Linked DNA regions of Homo sapiens: region 1 is linked to region 2. Evidence: chromatin loops called from intact Hi-C (ENCODE). Cell type or tissue: PC-3. All regions are shown on one strand. Each heading gives the region's core, and the rest is flanking DNA. Links, peaks and the distances in the headings are about the cores only. Region 1 overlaps LOC105373893 (a long non-coding RNA gene). Region 2 has its middle 600 kb from the start of MIR4268.

The links. Hi-C counts contacts between places; a loop is a spot of excess contacts. Peaks named below come from ENCODE experiments on the same cell type or tissue, not always from the same donor. Only the 100,000 strongest peaks of a DNase experiment are listed, where the experiment ranks them.
Region 1: a loop joins it to region 2, with 3.0 times the contacts of the local background. A loop is called at or near these places in 1 of 110 quality-filtered maps.

Annotation. Positions count from the first base shown.
Region 1 is chr2:220,190,451-220,197,573 of GRCh38, forward strand. The region is part of intron 2 of LOC105373893 (a long non-coding RNA gene); the gene reads left to right. Among named protein-coding and RNA genes, the nearest start is that of MIR4268, 290 kb to the left of the region's middle. In PC-3, for the core only: a CTCF peak has its summit at 3,137; a DNase peak (open chromatin) is centred at 2,771; H3K27ac peaks cover 2,533 bases.
Region 2 is chr2:220,502,004-220,509,126 of GRCh38, forward strand. No RefSeq gene overlaps it. Among named protein-coding and RNA genes, the nearest start is that of MIR4268, 600 kb to the left of the region's middle. In PC-3, for the core only: no CTCF peak of the experiment used is centred there; a DNase peak (open chromatin) is centred at 3,358; H3K27ac peaks cover 2,115 bases.

The DNA.
Region 1 (7,123 bases), core at 870-5,869, 310 kb before region 2:
CTGCCCCATCATTCCCCACCTGGACACCAACCCAGGAAACACAAGGCATTCAATTTGATACTTTGGTGCAGTTACTCATGCTGCTTCCTCTATTTGAAAAGCCCTTCCAGTATCCTTTCTTCTGGTTAACTCTCAGCCCAAAAAGTTCAGCTCAACCATAGTCTTCCCTTAGAAGCCTTCCATGACCACCAGATTCAGCTAATGGGCTAGTCTCAGTGTTTATAGAGCCCCTAGCCATGGTCTTTTTGTCATGGTTTCAAGAACTCATCTTGAAATGATCTCTTTACTAGATTCAGACCACCTCAGAAGTAGATATGATGTCTTATGCATCTCACCAGTGGATAACATGATGCTTGGCATATGGTAAATGCTCAAGAAAAAATAAACTGAATTACTGCAAACCCTTCATATCAATTAGTGTACAACCAAAAGAAAAAGCAGAAACCACTCAATATTGAAAATAGAGGAATTTAATACCAAGACTTTAATTGCACAAATAATGGAAGAGATGAGAAGCCAAACATGGAACAATGAGGCAAATCAGGAAGAAGCAACAGCAGGAAATTCAACCAACCTTGGGAGGAGGTAGAGTTGCCAGAGCTACAGGGCTGAGGCTGCTTAGTGGAAGCTGGAACCAAGGAGGGTCTAACTGCAGACAGCTGGAACCTCCACTGTGAAAGATGATGCCCAAGCAAGAGAGACGGATAGAGAAATGCCATGGTTCTCCCTGCTGTCTGCTGTACATTCTCCTGCTCATTGCTCCTATTGGTGGAAACCAGCCTGGAAGTCAGCTAGGCTGACTAATGCAGCCTGTGGCAAGCAGTTCCCTGTGATGTAGAACTGAGCAGTGGAAGGGTGGTGAAGGGTCTGAGGGCAAACAGGTGGACTCATTGGGGTCCCCTCATTCTGAAAATAAGAGAGATAGGAAGGAAAGCTACCTAAAGTGGCATGTGTAATCATTTCTTCCTTCAATCAGTATTTACTTAGTGCAGGTATTCATGACAGTGTTTTTGTCTGTGACATCCAGATAAGATGATGGGGACTTGCAGATCACATCTCCGTGAATATCACGAACGCACCCAGGAATATTAGCCACTACAAGTGCACATATCTTCTCATTCCCCACACGAGAAGGACATTAGGATTCACAGGTGTGAGAACTGGCATTGTTGTGGGACAAAGAACAGAGAAATCACCTATGACAGAGACAAGTTTCATAACCAACCCAACTGTCCAAGTTTACCATCGTCACTTAGAGGCTGAGAACTGCAAGGCATGGTTAGAAGATTCTCCATGTATAAATGGGCCATGTGATGTCTACAAATTAGGGCAAAACATTGAAGGAAGATTGTAGAGACTTTATGTGAGAAGGACTTATCTCAATTATTTAGGTATTGATAGTGGCAGTACCCTGCCTGGAGCAGCCACTGCAGGGATGCCAACTGCAGTGGGGGAGGCGCAGCCAGGGCCGTGCACTCCATGGAGCTGGCAGGAGCTGGGAACAGGTGGGAGCCCCACCCTCAACCGAGTTGATGGGGTGAGAGCCCCATGCTCCCGGGCACAGATGCAGTCACCCAGCAATGGCTCTGGACTTGGGTATCTCTACCCTCTTGGGGGCCCCAGGAAGCCCCTTGCCCCCACAGGCTTGAAAGTGCCTGATCCCGCTCCCTGGCCTCTCCCTGCTCCTGGTGCCCTCTCTGGAGAGGAGCAAAGATGTGGCCGAGCCTGGGTGCTATTGCAATCCAGCTGGGTGTGCATGTGCTCAGGGTGGTGCTGACACCTCAGCCCCCTGGTGCCTTGGTACCCTCCAGACTTTGGGCACTGACAAGCACAGGAGGGAGCCCAAATGGGGACTGAGAGTGGCTCAGGGCATGTCTGTAGGTACCTGTCGGCAAGAACAGCCTGGGCGCTATGGATGGAATGTTGATGGCAGGAGGCAGAGAGTTTCCTGCGTGGAAAGGGGTGAGTCCCTGGTGAAACCCCACCATAAGCCTGGGGGCTGCGCTGCCAGTTCTGGTTGAAGTCTGCGGCTGGAAGTGAAAACTTACGGTGCTATTTTTGGGCCCACCCATGGACCAATCAGCATGCACTTCCTGCCTTCTGAGTCCATAAAAACCCCAGACTTAGCCAGACTGGAACAGACGTGGGCACTATCAGCCGCAGGCAGGAGCTACCCACTTTGGGTCTCCTCGACTCTTTGGGACAACTTGCCTGTGGAAAGGAGCTACCCACTGTGGGTGTCCTCTCTGCTGAGAACTGGACACTCATTGGGATGACCTGCCTGTGGAAAGGAGCTACCCACTTCTGGTCTCCTGAATGCTGTTCTGTTGCTCAATGAAGCTCTTCTCTGCCTTGCTCACCCTCCAGTTGTCTGCATACCTCATTCTTCCTGGATGAGGGACAAGAACTCAGGATCTGCTGAATGGTGGGACTGAAAGAGCTGTAATGCAAACAGGGCTGAAACATGCCCCTTGCTCACCATGTTGCAGGTGATGAGAAGTCTCGAAGAGAGAGGGAAAGAAGAGCTGCAGCCCCAGACCTAGGAGCTCCCTGAGCTGGGGCTATGACACCCTCTTTGGGGATCTATGGCTTCTGGTGTCTCCAGGCTTCTGGGTGCCACCATGTTCCCTGGTGCCTGCAGTGGAAGCCACTTGCAGTATACATGATCCAACCACAGCCTCACAAAGATCTGGCGCCTATGCCAGCACCTGGAGCTGACCACCCTGCCACAGCCAGAATGCCTGGCACTAGGTGGTTTCATAAATATTTGTTGGCTGACTCACTGCTTTCCTGTTTGCATTAATTCAGAATGAAATATGAGAAAGATAAAGAAGTGACTGACCTTCCTAGCAAACACTTCCCTGGGAAACTGTTGTCTAGGCCTTCTTCCACTCCACCAAGCTGGGCCAAGCTCGGCCACATCTTTGATCCTCTCCAGAGAGGGCACCAGGAGCAGGGAGAGGCCGGAGAGTGGAATCAGGCACTTTCAAGCTTGTGGGGGCAGGGGGCTTCCTGGGGCCCCCAAGAGGGTAGAGATACCCAAGTCCAGACCCTGTGCTCACTCACACATCCTTCACTACTCTACACCTGGCTTGCCCATGGCAGATGTGGGATCTGGGCCGGTAGCAGGAGCTGAGCACAGCCTGCTGGACTGAGTGGGCAGAACAAGCCCAGTGGGCCTGAGCAAAACGCATGCAAAGGCACCACCTGTCACAGAGGTTTTGAGGTGGAAAAGTGACACTCCCAAGGATCCTGTGACAGTATTTCAGCTTAAAAGATTCGTTTTTATGGAGTTCTATTATTTGGACAATTGCCTTAAATATGAATTTCAACTTCTTTGTATAGACATAACCTACATCATACTGCAAGAGATAAAAAATTTTATAGGGAAAAAATGTTACACAGACCTCATGTTCCATGAATGGTTCAACTTACACAAATGTAGTACATTATTCTTGTGATTCTAATGTGGCTTAGCACAATTTTTTGAACATTATGACTAGCATAGCAAGCTTTTAAAAAATATAAAATAATTTCTTAAGCATTGGGGTATCCATCTATTTTTGTCTAATCTTGGCTATACAAATGCCACAATAATTGTTTTAAAACATTGAAAATGTTTAAAATTATTGAATCATGAACAATACACATCTGTATTCAGAATTGCTGCTTATATTTTTAAAGTTTGGCGAAGAGAAAGTATAAAAGTAATAGAATCTTGTTTACATTGATGATTATTTAATCATGGGGATGCTGAGCACATAAAATATTTCTTATTGTTAAAATCCCTACATGACATTTAAAAATACATGGATTCAAGGTGCTTTATTTTATCTTCAGCATACCACTTATCAGAACTTAATATTTTTATTTGTATTTTTTTTACATGTTTATTGCTGATATGGTTTGGCTCTGTGTCCCCACCCAAATCTCTTGTTGAATTGTAATTCCCAATGTTAGGGGCAGGGACCTTGGTGGGAGGTGATTGGATCATGGGGGTGGATTTCGCCCTTGCTGTTCTCATGATAGTGAGTGAATTCTCACAAAATCTGATGGTTTAAAAGTGTGTAGCACTCCCCTCTTCACTCTGTCTTTCTCCTGCTGACATGTGAAGACGTGCTTGCTTCCCCTTCATCCTTCTGCCATGACTATAAGTTTTCTGAGGGCTTACAGCAATACTTCCTGTAAAGCCTGTGGAACTGTGAGTCGATTAAGCCTCTTTTCTTCATAAATTACCCAGTCTCAGGTAGTTCTTTATAGCAATGTGAGAACGGATTTATATAATTGTCATTCTGCACTCCTGTGGGGGGAGGTGTCCTTCTCTCTTGTTTTCTGCTCTGTCCTTGGTGCCTAGAACAGTCCCAGGCACACAGAGGTGACTTCATAAATATTTGTTGGCTGACTCACTGCTCTCCTTTTTGCATTAATTCAGAATGAAATATGAGAAAGATAAAGAAGTGACTGACCTTCCTAGCAAACTCTTCCCTGGGAAACTGTTGTCTAGGCCTTCTTCCACTCCACCAAGCCGGGCCAAGCTCTGAATACCCACTTACGGGTGCAGACACTAAAAGAAGAGAAAGCCTGTTAATTGCAAACTGTTTTTCAGTGTTGCTGAAAGGTCACCATTATCAATTATGACATATTTGAAGAGAAGGAAGTCCTGTCTATATGGCAATATATTCCATGGTGTCTAATTTGTTTGCTGTAATAAGGCCAGGCCCAGTTATTGATGAATCAATCATCCGTGTCTTGTATGCTGATGACACCACCTAAGTCTCTCTCTCAGGATAATGGTGTTGCATACGGAGCTTGGTGCTGGGCTGTATATTATTAAACTCCATAAACATGTTGAACATTAATTGCAACTGCTGTGCAAGAAAACATTTTTTTCCTTTTTGTGGTGGAGAGTTAAGTAATTTATACAGGATAACTAAAGCCTGTCTTTAGGCAGTGGTGAAATGCTGTTAAATCAATCCATATGGCCGGTCTCCGCAAGAGAATCAATTGTATGACCTGCATGGGTGAATGACATAGGGCATCTCAGCCGTGCTGAGTTCTTTCTTGCTGTAAACGGACTAGCCCTTGAGGTGTTATCTCCACATATTTCATGAGGAAAGAAGTAGCAAAAATTACAGGGTCAACTTAAACGAAAAATAAATGCTCATCTCAGTTAATTCAAGTGAACAGGAATTTTCCTTGATTTTCTTTTCGGTGTGTGTTCTGCCTTCAGTATCTAAATAATGATCTTAATGCTTCATTTCACTTTTCTGGCACAAATAGCTTAGTTCAGGGGAATAAACATCTTCTGATAAAGGCAGGAGGTGAGGCCTGAGGCCAGGCCTGGGACAAGGGCCTTGAGCTTTTAGTTCCCTGGAAAAGCAGCATGTAAGTTTGGTGCTACCTTTTGATTACTTTCTTTCTGCATGTTAGGGCTTTGCTTCAACTCTTTTATTTTCATTGTAGTCTTTCAACTAATTTATTAGTTTTAAAAGTGTTTTAAAGGGCAACTTTGAAGAATGCCATCAGAGAAAGCAAACTGCTTTCTCACTCCTCTGTCCTCCTAACCTCCCAGCTTTGCTGCTGGCTTGGTTTGATTTAATGTATTAGGGAATAATAATACTCCCCTAATTATAAGGACTCACCTGCATTTTCTAAGAAAAATATGCTTCTTAATTGGTAAATTCGGAGTTAGTTTTCCCTATGCATCCACAAATGGCATTTACATAGAGTTGTAGACTAAGGAATAATTTAAGTCACATAGATTTATAAAAATTTAGCGACTCTCAGTTTTCAACAGAAGCCTGGTTAGATTGTATCTTGGATTTTCTTTATTGGAGAATGAAGAAAATAAATCTTATAAAATGCAGGGCAGGTCAAGGCACGTGCATTAGTTTTTTACTCCTTGATTTTCCATTGGGAAGCATGAATTGGAAAGCCAGGATGAACTGTTTTGACTGTGATTTGTAGATTATATATATATGTATAGGTTTTCTCTGAATTTCTTCATGCAACCCTTATTCTGATAGTATTACTTCTTCTTTGAATAGGCGTGTGTGGGTGGAGAAGATTCCCTTCCATCAGGTATTAGTCCCTTTTCATACTGCAGTGAAGAAATACCAAGATTGTGTAATTTATAAAGAAAAAAAGGTTTAATTGAGTCACAGTTACACCTGGCTGGGGAGGCCTCACAATCATGGTGGAAGGTGAAGGAGGAGCAAAGGCATGTCTTACATGGTGGCAGGCAAGAGAGCATGTGCAGGGGAGCTGTTCTTTATAAAACCATCAGATATCATGACACTTATCACTATCATGAGAACAGCACAGGAAAAACCCACCCCATGATCCAATTACCTCCCACTGGGTCCCTCCCATGATACATGGGGATTATGGGAGCTATGATTCAAGATGAGATTTGGGTGGGGACACAGCCAAACCATATCACACTATTTTATTGGATTTTGATGGTGTAGACAACTGCATTAAGCATAGCACATAGAAGTGGTCATGTGGTGGGGACCAGATTAATCTTAGTGCCCCATCCCCTTGGTTGTAGTGATCAGCCCAGGGATGGATTTGAGACTCACACCAAGTCAATGAGAATTTTTCCATGGAATTTTTTGTATGGACATATGTTTCTTTGTTTGCTACCTGAGATGTTATAAGTCTGGATTGTCTAATAGGGCATTCCCTAGCACCCTCTCAGACTATCCTTACTCATGGAGGGAATGTTGTAAGAGGGAGAGAATGACGGCAACACACCAACAGAAGCAGTAGGCAGGAGAGAAAGAAAGAATGAGAGAGAGATAGCAAGAGTGAGAGCACACACAAGTGAGAGGGAACTATGGAAAGTGTTTAAGTGCCCATATTCCATGCTTTCTTGAAGCCAGCTCCTCTGAACGCCCGTGTTTAAAGTGCTCATTACATTTTAGAGGTTTTGAGTTAGTTTTCTGTCATGTTCAAGTACAGGTTCAAAGTAATATATATCTCAAGTGTGTGTGTATATATACATATATATCTCAAGTGTATATATGTATGTGTGTGTGTATATATATATATAGCACTAATATTAAGCACTAATCACTGCCTTATTTGCCTAGGAAGTACCAACAAGCCTCAGATTTTT
Region 2 (7,123 bases), core at 1,077-6,076:
AAGTTATCCCAACCCTCGTGGATGACTTTGAAGTCATAGCCAATGTGGTGGAAGTAGGAAGAGAACTAGAGTTAGAAGTGGACCCAGAGGAGGTAACTGAATCGCTGCAATCTCATAATAAAACTTTAATGGAGGAGAAGTTGTTTCTTATGGATGAGCAAAGGAAGTGGTTTATTGAGATGGAATCTACTCCTGGTGAAGATGCTGTGAACACTGGTGAAATGACAACACACTTTAGAATATTACATAAACTTATTGGATAAAGCAGCAGCAGGGTTTGAGAGGATTGACTCATTTCCAAAGAAGTTCTATGGTGGGTTCAATGCTATCAGACAGCATCACATGCTACAGAGAAATCTTTGTGAAAGGAAGACTCAACAAATGTGACATACTCCACTGTTGTCTTATTTTATTATAAGAAAATGCCACAGACATCCCAGCCTTCAGCAACCCAACCACCATTCTGATCAGTCAGCAGCCATCAATATCAAGGCAAGACCCTCCAACAGCAAAAACATTATGTTCCCCTTAAGGCTCAGATGATTGTTAGCATTTTTTAGCCACAAAATATTCTTTAATTAAGGTGTATACATTATTAAGACATAATGCTATTGCATACTTAATAGACTCCAGTATAGCTTAACCATAACTTTTATACACACTGGGAAACCAAAAACTTTATATGACTCACTTTATTATGATATTTACTTTATTGCGGTGGTCTGGAACCAAATTTTCAAAATCGCTGAGGTATGCCTGTGCATAGAAAATGAAAGGTTTTCTACTATGAAGTGCATATGTGCTTTTTGGTACACAAATCGCATCATACTGTGTATGTTGTCTGCAAGTTGTATTTTACTCAACAATTTATTTTTGAAATTTATCCATGTTGATTTATGTCAACTTAATTATTTGATTTTAACTTCTGAATACCATTCCAGTGAATAAATATAGCACATTTTATATATTGGTGAGTATTCTAGATTCTCCAGTTGCCTCTTAAGAAGCCTGCAGAAGGGTGTTTGAGTGATGCCATGAGAGAGAGGTTACTCCCTGAAACTGAAGTTTCCAGCCCTTTAAGCAAGTTTCCCATTCTCTGCTGGGTTGGATGTGATTCCTCCTTTGCCAGAGCAGGTACACCTGCATGAGTGCCGTCAGACTTCCATCTCCTGCTTACTAATTGATTGGATTAGCAGGAGGTCGCAGCAGAAGTCCTCTGCATGCATATCTTGCAAATGCCAAGGGGCATTCAGGTGCCTAGCCCACTGTTAATACCGTGATAGTCAGGTGTGTTCCTAAGACGATGTAGAATACATTGCTGCAGATGGGTCTAGCCCAGTTGAACTGGTCTGAAATCAGACACCAAGAAATTGTTCAGAGTACGTTTTGAGCAAGTTAACTGAATCATAAAACATAAATAACAGTTATCTTAACTGCCAGAATGGTTGTGAGCGATAGCTAATTGAATACATGGTAAAGCACTTTTTATTTGCAACGTGCCCTGCCAGAGGAAGAGGCTTAGAGGCTGGCATCAGGTCAGCACAAAATCTCCTTTGCAGGAAAACAGACTTCATCTTTGAATTCGTGATGCCATAAAAATTCTAATTTGAGGATTTGTGAAAAGATGCACAATCTGTTGCTTCATACAGTCCATAGCTGGAAACACTGGGGCCCATCTGTTCATTGGGGAATGATTTGAGTGTGCCTTCTCGTTAGCATTTTAATTCAGGTGTAGGTGTTTAGAAAAGGCAGTTACTAAAATTAATCATATGGGGACATGATGTGTAAACTTGTAAAGTCAAGCTGCAAGTTTGGGCCATGCTGAGTAGTAATTCCATCCAGTGATCTCTGCAGAAAGTTCCAGTGGGTGCAGATATTTAAAACCAAACTCTAGACCAGCCTAATTCTAGGGCTGTATTAGTCCATTCTTGTGCTGCTGGTAAAGACATACCTGAGACTGGGTAATTTATAAAGAAAAAGAGGTTTAATGAACTCACAGTTGCACATAGCTGGGGAGGTCTCACAATCATGGCAGAAGGCAAAAGGCACATCTTATATGGCAGCAGACAAGAGAGAGAATGAGAGCCAAGTGAAAGGGATTACCTTATAAAACCATCAGATCTTGTGAGACCTATTCACTATCACAATAACAGGATGTGGGGGGGCAGGCAGGGAACCGCTTCCATGATTCAGTTATCTCCCATCGGGTCCCTCCCACAATATGTGGGAATTATGGGAGCTACAATTCAAGATGAGATTTGGGTGGGGATATAGCCAAACCATATCAAGGGACACAGGATGGAATGGGAATGATGGGGCCAAGGCCCTGAGGCTGTTTGTTGGTGAAGTTCTCCTCTCGGTTTCTCTAATGGATCTCTGACTTTTGCTTTGTGAATTTCTGTATACCTGGGAGGCTATGCACCATGAAAAAGTGCTTTTGTGCACAGTAGTTTGAATTCTCCCAGGAAACATCCAGTGGCTATGCAAGGAAAAAAAAGTTGATTCTCTTGGGCAATATATATTTTTCTCTAGTAGCTTGGGAATATGTCAAGCAGCTAAATTTCATCTTTTCGCTGTTTTTCTACAAAAAAAAGATATCGAAGCACATAAGGCAATTTTACCTGGCATTTTTCATTGTCTTTCTAATTGTTCATTTTAATATGTTAACCACCCTGATATTAAGACGTGAGGATACAATTTAAAATGTATTTTATAACTAGCTCAGAATTTGGGGAAGAAAGTTTCAACAGTGGTATTGAAAATGTAGAGGTGCAGTTTAATTAAGTTGTAATTATTTAATTAACAAATGGTTTTTGCCTATTTTATGTCAGACCCCGTATAAAATGCAAGATTAGGGAAAACAAACATGGTCTTTGCCTTTGTAGAAATTTAAGTCTCCTGGGAGGCTCAGAAACAAATAATCAAGCCAATCCATATGTAATTTCTAATTATGGAAGTGCTATTGTTTGCTATGAGATGCATCATGGGGATGAATGCCCTAGCCTGGAAATGAGGGAGTGCAGCCCCTAGGGTGCCTGTTTTGATGGAGATCTGAAGAGTGAATAGGTTTGGGATGGGACAGAGCAGGTGGGTCAGAGTGCAGGTGTGAACAGCTTCCCCTGTGAGGGACAACACATTTAAAAGGCCTTGTGGACAAAGAGACTGAGAGTCCTTTGAGGAATGAAAGTGGGTCTCTGTCACTGGAGGACAGAGAGAAGGGGCAGTCGGGGAAAGGGGAGGCCAGGAGTGTAAGGAGGGAGGAAGGGGCAGGGCTGGAAGCTGTGTTAAAGCCAAGCTCAAAGCAAAGGGAAGTCCTTGAAGCATTGTGAAAACATCATTCTGGTTGCAGAGTAAACAAGGAAATGAGTGGGGCTGAGATCATCAGTGGGCAGGCTACAGCATTTGTCTAGGTGAAGATTATTTTATGGGACACACCACACACTCATACACACGAGGACAAAGAGATAATGAAGGTAAAAGAGACAGAAAGAGACAGTGTGTTTGTGTGGTTGCATGTGTGTGTGTGAGAGGGAGAGACAGAGCAAGAGAGGGAGAGAGAGGCAGGGAGACAGCAAGGGAGAGAAGGAGAGGAGGAGAGATATATATTGATAGAAAGAGCAAAAACTGAATTAAAAGTATTGAGAGGATGGATTTTAAAGTTAGAGCTAGCTATTCAAATCTGAGATAATGATAAAAATAAATTTTAAAATGTGGTCTCTTCTTTTAATATCAGGGTGGTTAATATAGGACAATATATAAAAAGAAATATATGCTTCAGGTAAAATTGTTTGTAGAACTTTTCGATCATTTTTCACACAACAGCTACAAAAATGAAATGTAACTGGTTCAAATCTTGCTTGGCCCAGCCGCTTTGTAACCACATGAATTTGGGCAAGTTTCTTATACAGCTCACCTTCAGCTTCTTCATTCCAGCTGGTGCTAACACTATTCTGCAAGCTGAATGGGGTCACATATGTGAGGTACCCGACTCAAGATCTGCACTTAGTTAGCCTTTACTAACATTACTGTTGTTATTATTATCATGTTAACAAAATTCCAAAAACTAATACATAATTCTTTCATCTAGAAAAGCAGGGTACTTATTACATTGTGAATACAAGTATATTTGTATTATGTGAACTCACTAGGTCATGAATATTTTTACCATATGGCCACACCTCAGTTGCGTTTATCCACTATTCTATCCTTTTCTAGAAAATCACTGAATATGAATAATCTCTCTTCATCTCCTTATTTGACATTGGAATGGAGAGAAGATTAAGTAACCTAAAACCAAGTGGTAATTCTCGGATATTTAGAAGGATATTTTGAGACATTTTGTACCAAGCTTTGATGTGAAAAATATGAATTCTGGCTTCAACAATAAGTTAATAAAATAAAAAGTGATAGAATGGGGAAAGGCTTCACATTGTTGATGGAGCTCACAGCCAGGGGCCTGGTGGGAGCCCCAGCCCTGCTGCTGAGTTCATACCAGCTCGTTTTCTAAATAAAACAGACAGTTCATGTCAACTCCCACCATAAGAATGTAAGAAGTACCTCAGGGCTATGACTTGTCCAGATTCTCGTATCATTTTTCTCTGTGTGTGCAGGCGTGTGTGTGTGTGCAGGTGTGTGTCTCTGTGTGTGTGTGTGTAAACTGGCTTCCTTTTCTGTGAAGACACTGCAAACCTGGCATTCCCTGCATGCCTCAACACATGCTTGCTTCCTGCTCTTCCTCAGTGACTTTGTCCAAGCCCACAATTTCTACTGTTGCCTCTAGGTAGTGACCACAATTTTAACCTAAATAGACCTTACTCTTGAGTGAAAGCCTGAACTCAGACCTGTATCTCCAAGTATCTGTGAGCACCTTCTTTTCAAGGTATAACTAATATTTTAAGTTCAAATAGGTCTATATTGAGATTCTGTAGGAAAAAAAATACACTGGAGAAGATCTGAGTATCCATCTAACAGAACCACTCAGTAGCTTTGTGCAGTTAACTATTTTGGGCGCCATTGCCTTTAGCTGTAAGGTGATAGGTCCTTGGTCTAGAATCAGGGGTCAGCCACTGCCTGGTTTTATAAATTTTATTTACAGCCATAGCCATTCATTTACACAAAACTGCCACAGAGACTAATGGCTGTAAATCCTAAAATATTTACTGTCCAGCCCTTTACTAAAAAAGATTTGCCAATTCCTGGATTAGATCACTAGTTTCTAAACTTCTGTTTTCTCCTCTCCCTCTTCCATTTTTTTTCCTTTTTCCCTCCCTCCGTCCCTCCAGCCCTTCCTTTCCTTCCCTCCCCTCCCTCCCTCCCTCCCTCCCTCCCTCCCTCCCTTCCTTCCTTCCTTCCTTCCTTTCTTACTTCTCTATATTTTTCTTTCTTAGCAACTGAATCCTTTCTCCAAACAATATATTACACAGAAGCCCAGTAGAGAACACAGATAAAAGTAGGCCTCCTCTATTTTGAAGGTTTGAATGTGGGAGTGGTTTTCGGTTTTCCAATCTGAAAGTCACTGAACTAAATTATTTTTTAAATTCTATAACTATAATGATGTATGTAGAAGTCCTGAATCCTGAGAGCTACCTGTAGTCTTTAGCAAACAGTCAAGCGATTAAATGTGTTTTGGTGCTCCCCTCTTCCTGCATTTCCCCCACTGGAGTCCCTTCTTCGACTTTGTTCTCATCTTCACTCTCCATCTGTTCCTGCCCTCCCTGTGGCTGTCTAGCTGCCAAGGAACCCTAACTGGGGCACACGCATGGCCAGACCCCTTGCAACCATGGCCACAGTGTCAGACTTTCTCTATCTCTTCTTTGAAGGCGAAATTTTGACTTGGTGTTCTCCCCTTGGTATCTGTTTTCTCCTGAATGACAGCTGGCTAATCAGATAAATTCAGCCTGTTAATTTTATAAAGACTGTTAATTTTTACTAATGGCTTAATGAATTTATTCCTCCCAGGTAACACATTTGTATTTTAATCAGGGCTTTCTGGAGATGGTGGCTTCATTAACTCAAAGGAAGGAGTTTAGTGGAAGGAATCCGGGCAACATTCTGACAGCTTAAGGGGTATTTAGAGCAAAGGAAGGCTCTGGACGCTGCTCAAATCATGCTACAAATGTGGCTGTCCATGCCTCCTCTAATTTTGATTGAATCAGTCTTCTGTTTCATGGCTATTTTGCTCATTTGGGTGGACAGCCTCATAGGCTGTGTCATTTTTCTCCCACTGTGGGCTGTGTCACCATGGGCATGTGACATAGCACTTTTGGGTCTCCTCATCTGTCCTTTGTAGAGTTATTGGGGGATCAAATTAAATAACATGCATATAAAGTGTGGCATATTATCAGAATCTCAGTAAATGCTGCTTCTTTTCCCATCAAAGTGCAACCCAGATCTCTTATGTTTAGAAGAAACCTTCATTTTAGTTTTTTGCAGAATTTGTTCCTTGATTTAGAAGGGAAGAATTTTTTCCTCTTTATATTTTTTATCTCACTGTCAATAAATTAGCTAGCTAGAAGAGATAATAACTGGAATCAGAGACGTCCATAACTGTAAGGGACATCAGAAAACATCTAATTTGCTTCTTTTATTTCCCAGACACACTGAGAAGTTAAATGGTTTATGCAGGGTCTCTGGCTGTCTAGTGAGTGGCAGATCTAGAATTAGAAACCAGGCCTCCCAAACTCCCAGTTTCCCCCAAGTCAACAAACAAATAACACACTTTCTTCCCTGAGGCTTCTCTCCTATACTGAAGAAAATGCTGGATCAAAAACTTGCCTTTGGCACAACACACGTAGAGATTTGCTCAGCATACCTCCAAGACTGGCAAGGTTGCATATTTCATCCTATTTGTGATGAGGGAAATGGTCAGTCTCTCAAATCCCCTTAATGAAGCAAGAAAATCGGTCATTTTACCTTGACTATCACTTGGCATCTTCTTTTTAAGTCTGCTTCCATAAATAGCAATGAAACCTGCCTTCATCACATTTATTATGGGATGAAAACCAAGCTTCTGCATATTGAAGGCGTAACTCCAGTGAGCCACCCTGCCACTTGAACCTTCAATAGGCCTCTTATGCTGTATTCATTTCTTCATGCAAAGCACTCTCTCCTCATTGCTGGATAG